2 separate regions of the Homo sapiens genome follow, and region 2 is linked to region 1. The links are chromatin contacts, found by Hi-C in ENCODE. All regions are on one chromosome and are shown on one strand. Each heading gives the region's core, a stretch centred on a gene start or an enhancer-like site at or near the end of the contact. The rest is flanking DNA. Distances are from core to core; before and after follow the strand shown. Region 1 holds the start of AKAP1-DT (AKAP1 divergent transcript). Region 2 holds the start of GNA13 (G protein subunit alpha 13).

Region 1 (4,246 bases), core at 1-2,500:
CTTTTTCCTGTGTTGTGCATCTGCTAGGAATACTCCTCCAACCCTTATGCCCGTATACAATTTGCAAGGCTGGTTCCTTCTCATCCAATGGGTCTCAGTTTAAATTTCATTTTAGGCCTTTTCTGACCACAGGACCTAAAACATTTGGGCTCTTTTTGGCCGGGCGCGGTGGCTCACGCCTGTAATCCCAGCACTTTGGGAGGCCAAGGCGGGCGGATCACGACGTCAGGAGATCGAAACCATCCTAGCTAACACGGTGAAACCCCATCTCTACTAAAAATACAAAAAATTAGCCGGGCGTGGTGGCAGGCGCCTGTAGTCCCAGCTACTCGGGAGGCTGAGGCAGGAGAATGGCGTGAACCTGGGAGGCGGAGCTTGCAGTGAGCCGAGATCGTGCCACTGCACTCCAGCCTGGGCGACAGAGCAAGACTCCGTCTCACAAAAAAAAAAAAATAAAAAATAGGGCTCTTTTTCTTTCTTTCCTATGTCAGTTTCCTATTTGTTTCCTTCCTGACATCTACCACACCATGCAATTGGGATTCATATATATATGAATTTGACTTAAATCTCATTAGGTATAGTAAATGGCATCTGTCATTTAAACTTGCATTTGATCACTAGTGAAGATTAAGCATTTTCCCAAGTAATTGTTAGTTCTTAGCATGATCTATTTTCTATATTTTGGCCAAACAAATGTTCATTTAAAGTCACTTTGTTTTAAGGATGACAGCAGGGCTGGACAGCCAAAACCCTACCCTCTCCATTTATTTTGGAGGAATTTATTTTCCCAAGGTCCTGGCAGAGATAGTGACTCACCGTGACTATCTCTGCAAAAATCATTCCAAAACCCACACCAATTCAGAGAAAAGTGCTTCATTTCGATAACATCGACTTGTGAAAACGAGCAAGAAAGTTGCATTTGAGTGGTACCAGGTTTCACCATTATGCAGTTATCGAGCAATTATTAATGGCCAACCCAATTATACGCTACAAGGAAATGACGGTCACAGGGAAGCTCAAAGCCCCGAAGCGAGGGAAGCCCTGCTCCTCACCGGCCCCTCCGCCTTTTCCAGGGCGCTCTCCGTCCCGAGGCAGGAGATGGCCTGGTTGACCCTTCGAGACAAGGCGGCAAAACCGGTGCTGGGCTTGCGGGGCAGGGAATCAAGGTTCCTCCGGTTGCTGTACCGTCCCGCCCGGCCCCTCTCCCGGGCACCGGAGAGATGACGGCTCTCTCGCGAGAGCGCGAGCAAGACCCGGCTCCGGGCGGCGGCGGGATGTTAGCCCAGCGCTGTAGACCGCGCCCCCTCTGGCGCAGCTGGGAGAGGCGCGGCGGAGGCACTGCCGGGAGCGGCCGGCGGCGCGCACGCGCAGGTGAGCGGGGCGGGCTCGGGAGCGCGCGGGCACAAGGGCGAGGGGCGGGGCCTGCGTCGCGCTGCGGGCACGTCGCCGCGCGTCTTCAGTATTTAATGTCTCTGTGTTCCACCCGCCTGGGCTAGCACGTGGGGGAGCTGCGGAAGCGCGGCGCTGCGGGCCGGGCCGCGGGGCACAGCCGGGGGCCGGCGGCGGCGCGCGGACTCCGCATCCCGCACCCCGATGGTAGCCGAGGAGCTGGTAGGTCGGGGGCAGCTGCGCCGGGGACCCCCTGCCGGAGACCCGAAGGCGGCGGGGTCGGGGCGATGGGGAGCCTGAGGTGCAGGTGCAGGGTGCGACGCGCCCTCCAGGTACCCCGGGGGCGGGACGCTCCGGACGCAGAGGTGTCCTGGGGGCTCTCGGCCGCCGCGCGCTGTCAGGCAGGCCCATCTTTCCCTCCCTCGTCTGCGCCCCCTCTCGTCCTTCCCCGCCGGTTGTCTGCCCGCGGGCTCCTGACAGATCGCGTGTGCGCGGCTCTGGGCGGCGCTCTGCGGCCGCGCCGTCCTCCCCACGCGCGTCACTGTCCTCGGGGGCGGGGGGCGAGGGCGCGACGCCCGGGTCGCCTCTCTGCACCTCAACTTAACCGGAGCGTGCACACCCGCCTGCGAGGCTGACCCGAGCGCGTCCCACCCAAGGTCGCCCAGCCCCGCGGGCGTTTACTTTTCAAAGGTCGTGTGTACACAGTCTGAGCCGGAGCTGCCCCTTCACTTCTGGAGCCTCGCCCAACTTCTCACCCTCGGCTCGCCCGCCGGCGCAGCCCCTGGGAGTTCCGTGCGGCGAGCCAGGGGAACTGGGAAGATGGGCCGGGACATCGGCCGGTTGTGATCCAACCGTGTTTCGGGCTGAGGGACCGTTCGAACCGAATTGGGGTCTGGAGGTCGGAGGCTCAGGGGCGTCTCGGGGGGAATTTGCATTCGTAGCCCCTGCAGGCGTGTCCGGAGGGGTGGAGGCCGTCCAGCCTGGGGTGTCTGCCGACCTCACGCCCGGGGGCCCCGACGGTCACGTGTCCGGCCCCGCCTGCGGCCCAGGGCCCGGGGTCTGCGATCTGGAGGGACCGCGCCAGTTTTGGGGTTACGATGTGCTAGGAGAGGCAGTGGCTGGATGCCTCGAACGCGGGCTTTCTGGCGTTCAACTCTTTTGTGCCCTAGCTGAAGGTCTTCCTGTTTCCCTTCCAGGGAGGGATAGGAGAAGAAAGGTGCTGATCGTGGTAGGCGGTGCTGTGGCGACTCGGAACGGCATGGGAGCCCTGGGCGTTTCGGGATCTTCCTCTCCTGGGGGATGTCCTGGGTGGCGGCGCCTTCCTGCCGCCGTTAACACAAACCCGGTGGACTTCGCTCCAGGTGCGAGTCGAGGCCTCTCAAGCTGGGTAGGGTGTATGCGCAGGGCAATTAGTGAGGTTAACCTGGGTATCTTTCCCCTACTGTAGTGCGCGTTACTTCGTGTTTAGATTTGTCTCCAGTGAAATCTAGGCTGCTGGACCTGGTGCAACAGTATCTGTTAGTTACTGATCAAGGAACACCGTTCACAAAAAGCTATTAATTCTGGCAACTAGTAGCCTTACAAGCTCTTGTAACTGCTAAGTCCTTCCCAAATTAGTACCTTTTTTTTTTTTAACTCTTTATTTAGAAAGCAAAGCTTGGACTCTTAGCACCACCCATCCACTTTGCTCTTAAAGGTACAGAACATCTTTGAAATGAAGAAGGCTGCCTGACTTGATCATTTATATAATTCCTCTGATCTTGGCATTGAAGTGGTTCACCTGCTGATTATTTAAGACCCTGAGCACTGGAAGCAAGTGAAGTTATGTTTTGGGAACCTTTTGACTTGTGTTGAACTTTTCTTTAACCTCTAACTAGTTTTGTAGGTTCTGCATAATTCTTGGGTGTATTCTCTTTGAAATATGGCCCTAGGTTAGAGGAGGTCCTCTGGATCCTACAGGCATGCAAATCACTAAAGCTTGAGTCCATTACTGGATTAATAGGCTCTGTCTTCATGCATGTTGTCAGATGATGGCTCAGAACTTGCAGGTAACAGATCCTAGCCAATGAGTGAGACAGGTCTAATGGATTTGTGTCTAGGTCTAGTTCCTTGTAGGAATATCTCTCCCATCTCCCAGTTGTTTCTAGGAAATGCATTCTCACTTGGCCACTGCAGGGTGACAGTGGAGGTGTCTGTTGTAAGTGGCCTGCTCAGGTGCTGAAGTCGATATGTCTCCAGTGTAAGGTTGCTGAACATCAATATTTAAAAGCAATTTATCTTGCTGCCTGGTAACCCAAATTATTCTTGAGCTTTGGACATAGGCTGGGTTGCAGCCATATTTTAGGGGAAGGCTGGTGTTAGCCTCTACAGTATTCCCTTTTCCTGTCCTAAAGACAAATGGAGATCATATTTGTGATACTGGGGACTGTGATAGGTGCTTAAGCATTGCTCTTCCCCTCTCCTCCCTGAACAATCCCTGAGACTGACTTTGTTTCTCTTGAATTACTTGAGTGACTTGAATTCTATTAAAAGCACCCCTCTCCTTAGCCTCTGACCCAGAAGCTTGTTTGGGAGGAAAAACGAATTGGTTTCCCTAAGCTTTGCTGGCTAGCCTCCTGCTCCCAGCCTGCAACATGACTTGATTGTGTGTGCATTTCAGGGCTTTGAAGAGCAGGCAGCTTGTAGCCAATGTACCCAGAGAGCTGGCCGTAGAGTTCCCCTAGGTCACTCCTTCCTAATCTTCCCTGTGAGTCTGAATGATTGGGCCTTTCTGTAGCTTGGTCTGTTTTCCTATTGTGGGGAAGTCAGTTGTTTCAGGTATGAGTTAATACCTTCAGCTTGTCATTCTCAGGCGTTT
Region 2 (4,044 bases), core at 610-3,109, 8.0 Mb after region 1:
AGTTTTGAGCTAAACATTACAGCAGGATAAATACAACTGTTCTTTATAGTTTAACTGCAGAGGTACTAGGGCTAGAGCTGGCTGTGGTCTAGTGATTCTCTCTAATTCATTACTCCATAATGCCTGGCTCTTCAGGCAGTTTTCCTTTACCCAAACGCTGGAAGCTCGGGAGGCGGTTGGCGGGGAGGGGGCGGGGGGGTGACATGCAGAAGTCCCTTATGTACTTCCTGAACAAAAATCCCACTTAAAAAGACCTGCAATCTGTAGCAAACTCCTAAACTGCTCCCCAGATAAAATAAAATCCAGATGCACCTGAGTTACCAGGCGCTGCACCTAAATTTTGCCAAAATGCCTTTTCTATAGAACATACTTGACACGCAGAAACGAGTGTTAATTATCTTTCAAATGACAAAATAAAAACCATCTTTTCGATTTCTTTGAATGCCCAGAAATAAACAACTTGTTTATTTTTCACTTAAGAACAAAGTTTAATTTTAAAACTACTGTCAATAAAGAGCCGAGCCAATTATCTAACTCAACACTCATTCATTGTCTCCATCTGTACAGGATCCACATGACTTTTAGGCCAGTCTTCTTACTACTACATTTCATCTAAATAGAAGCAGTGGTACTCCCTTCCTGCCAGCCCCCAGTTACTTAGCGAAAAGGAGAGTGGAACGTGTTGCACAGAAATCACACGCAAACATCCTACCTGACCGTGACACTGGGGCGAAAAAGCACAGATGCTACATTTTCATGCTAACTGTATGGGTCCACTCTCTCCTGATTCCAGTACAGTCAACCTGACACTCCTCAAGTTTCATATTCTCGCCCAAAAGGAGGCTGTCACCCTACGCCCTTGACAAGAAGTCTCGGGCAAAAAGTTCCCTTATTGCGACGGTTCCAGAACTCGCTTGCTTAGGAGACGGCCAAGGAAGCAGGGAGTTGGGAGCGCATGCGACCCCATGTGACTCGGGTCACCCAGCCAGGGTAGCGAGGTTCGGCCCACATCGCCCGAGCAGGGGATGGGGGTGAAGCGGCTAGGGCTGCTATTGGTGTTCCTGCCTCATCCGCAGCGGGGAGGACAGGAGAGGTCTGCCCACACCCCGAGGCAGCACCCAGCTCGCCCCACTTCCCTCTCGCAGGGGGAGAGACCAGGACGCGGTGGGGGGTGGGGGAATGGCCGTGACGCCCACCGGGGAGACAAGCGGGAGAGCAGGGCGACCCCGAGCATCCTCTCGCCCTGGGGCGCGAGGGCACCCCGGGCGGGCAGGGCCAGTTGCCGGGGCGCGCCCCCTTCCCGCCAGCCCGCCCGCCGGGCCCGTTCCTTCGCCAGCGACACAGCGGACCAGGGCGGTGCCCCGCCCCGCACCCGCCGCCGCCCCAGCCCCCCTGCCCTTAACCCCCGGCCCCCATTCCCGGCCCGGCACCTTTGATCACGTTGCTGTAGATGGTGGGGCGGAACTCCTCGCGCGCGCGCTGGTCGAAGTCCTGCCCGTGGATGATCCGCATCTGCTTCAGGAAGGTGGACTTGCCGCTCTCGCCCGCGCCCAGCAGCAGGATCTTCACCAGCCGCTTCACATAGGTCTTTTCCCGAGACAGGCATTTGTCGATCTCCTTGGACTTGCGTTGCTGCTCGGCCTCGCCACTCGTCAGCAGGCAGCCGGGGAAGCACACGGACAGCACGGACCGCGACGGCAGGAAGTCCGCCATCTTGCCGCCGCCGCCGCCGCCTCGGCGGGCCCCTCCGGCTCCCTCCACCTCCTCCTCCGGCGGCGGGCGGCTCCGGCACCGAGGCTCGAGGGCGGGGAGCGCGGCGGCGGCCCGAGCGCGCCCAGGGAGGGAGGGAACCAGCGAACTGACTCGCAGGGCGGGCCGGGCAGGGCGGGCCAGGACAGCGGGGGAGGGAGGGAGGGAAGGAGGGCGGGCCCGGCCCCGGAGGGGCGGTGGCCCCGGAGCGTGCGCGCTCCCGCTGCCTCCCGGAGGCGCGCTCGCACGCCGCGGCCGCTTCTCCGCCTCCCGCCCTGGGCGGCGAGTCACGAGCTCGATGTGTCGCTCGGGTGCCCGCGCCCGCAGCCGCGGCCGGGCGCGCGGGGAGGGCTGAGGAACCGCGGTCACGTGGGCCAGGCTGGGGAGCCCGACTTTCTGTTTCCCTTTCATGGCCTGAGCCCACTTGTGGGCAGAAGGGCTCCTTCCCCAAGGCCGGGAGGCCGGAGACCAGGTCCCGGACGCGGTTCTTTGGGCTCCCACTTAGCCTCCCTTTCTCCCGCGTTGCGCGCCCGCTGCCCGCTGTCACCGCCCACCCGACCCATTTCGAGGCCACGGACTCGAAAGTTATTCGAACAGAACAGCCGGCGTGAGCCTGGCAGGCCTTTGGTGCATTTTCTTTATTTCATTTTATTTTTTCTCTTTTGAGACGGAGTCTCACCCTGTCGCCCAGGCTGGAGTGCATTGGCTCGATCTCGACTCACTGCAACCTCCGCCTCCCAGGTTCAAGCCATCCTTCCGCCTCAGCCTCCCGAGTAGCTGGGAGTACAGGCGTGTGCCATCATACCCGGCTAAATTTTTTGTATTTATTTTTAGATACAGGGGCTCCCCCCTATGTTGCCCAGGCTGGTCTCGAACTCCTGAGCTCAAGCGATCCTCTAGCCTCGGCCTCCCACAGTGCGGGGATTCCAGACAGAGCCACCAGGCCCAGGCCTGGTGTGTTTTCTTAAAGTGACTCCCTTGACCTTCTAGTCTCCGAATCCCAGAACGGTAACCAGACGTCGTCCACCCCCACTTCCAGCTCTTTCTGGCATTTTCAGACCCCTACCAGGGCTCTCTGTGAGGGGAAAGAACTGGAGTTGATGTTCACTTGAGACGTGCTACCAGGGGCATTTAATGGCTCACTCGTGCATTCCACCTGGGCTGTGATGTGACTTCAGGGACGCTTGGCCGCGCCGGAATTAGCGAGTGGCAGCAGGAGGGTGAGGTCATGGTGAAAATCCCCTACACCGGACACTGTGATGTAGGCTCTTCCCAACAAGGAAGCAGATACACAAACACAACGAGGAATGGGAGCACGCAAATTTTAGCTTTCCTGCCAGATTACAGAGGATATGACCCGTCCAGGGACTTTTTTTCTGTCCTAACAGCAGATTCAGGCCAGGACACCTGAAAGGAGGCCAGGAGACAAGCCACAAGTGACAGCTGTGGGTTGGCAGAGAAACTGCTTAACCGGGACCCCCGAGAGCCGACCTCTTCATTCTTAGTATTTAGTTTCAAGTGGAAAAAGCCACTTTGGTCTGTCCCTGTTTTGGGCAATGCAACGTAGCTTTGGGCTCCTGTGGCTCAGAAACTTCGTATGTATAAGGGAGCGGAGGTAAGAGGTCAGCATTCCAAGAAACTCCCGAACAGGTTTAAATTTTAAAATCGGTACTAATCAGTTACTCCCTGGGGTTGGGTTAATGACCGAGAAGCCTCGACTCAGTAGATTGGCTGCAGTAAACAATGCCTGTAGTAGGATTATCTCCTGTGGCTCTGGCAAGCCCAGAGGGTGGACAACCTACAATATACAAGTAGAGTAGGCTCACCTCCAATATCTGTGGATTGATAAGAGTCAGAATCACTGAGCAGTGCTGTCAGGCAAAATATATGGTAAAAGCCTGCCCTGGATGGAGAATTTTTCCATCATCTCATCTAGTGTTTGGGAGGCCCTGTTCTCTAACCATGCAAGGACTCGCCTCTCCCAGGATTGGGGCATAGAACCTGTCCCCGAGCACTGTTTCTGCATTGACCCCAGGTGCTAATCTGAACTCCAACAAAGAGGAGAGAAACTTGTAAGTTAGGTAGTTAACATCTTTTTTCAGAAGTGTGTGTAATATAATGGAAAACCAAGAATGCCTAGGAGGCAGGAAGGTATTCCTGCCCAGCCAGTTCATGTCGTGACATGCAGAGCAGCAGAGAAAGCTGTTTAAAGCCCTGCGTGTAAGCTTGCCTTGGAACAAACTTGGCTCACATCAAGTCTGGCTGTTCTAGTCAGTGTAGTTTTTAAAAAGAGAC

Evidence for each region. Hi-C counts contacts between places; a loop is a spot of excess contacts on that map. Pooled maps may share reads with other maps.
Region 2: a loop to region 1 is called in a map of CD4-positive, alpha-beta T cell, with 11 times the contacts of the local background. The contact joins the promoter of GNA13 here to the promoter of AKAP1-DT in region 1. A Hi-C loop is called at or near these places in 2 of 168 maps with a recorded cell type or tissue (CD4-positive, alpha-beta T cell and naive thymus-derived CD4-positive, alpha-beta T cell) and 4 of 50 pooled maps.

What each region holds. Positions count from the first base shown.
Region 1 is chr17:57,083,788-57,088,033 of GRCh38, forward strand. AKAP1-DT (AKAP1 divergent transcript) reads right to left here and starts at 1,251. Exons shown (of 3, transcript NR_186437.1): 1 at 1,053-1,251. It overlaps AKAP1 (A-kinase anchoring protein 1), which reads left to right and starts at 1,459. Exons shown (of 11, transcript NM_003488.4): 1 at 1,459-1,611. RefSeq lists enhancers at 916-995, 2,035-2,537 and silencers at 1,216-1,795, 1,836-2,135, 2,416-2,505.
Region 2 is chr17:65,054,881-65,058,924 of GRCh38, forward strand. It overlaps GNA13 (G protein subunit alpha 13), which reads right to left and starts at 1,860. Exons shown (of 4, transcript NM_006572.6): 1 at 1,431-1,860. The coding sequence starts at 1,713. RefSeq lists silencers at 1,098-1,357, 1,638-2,147.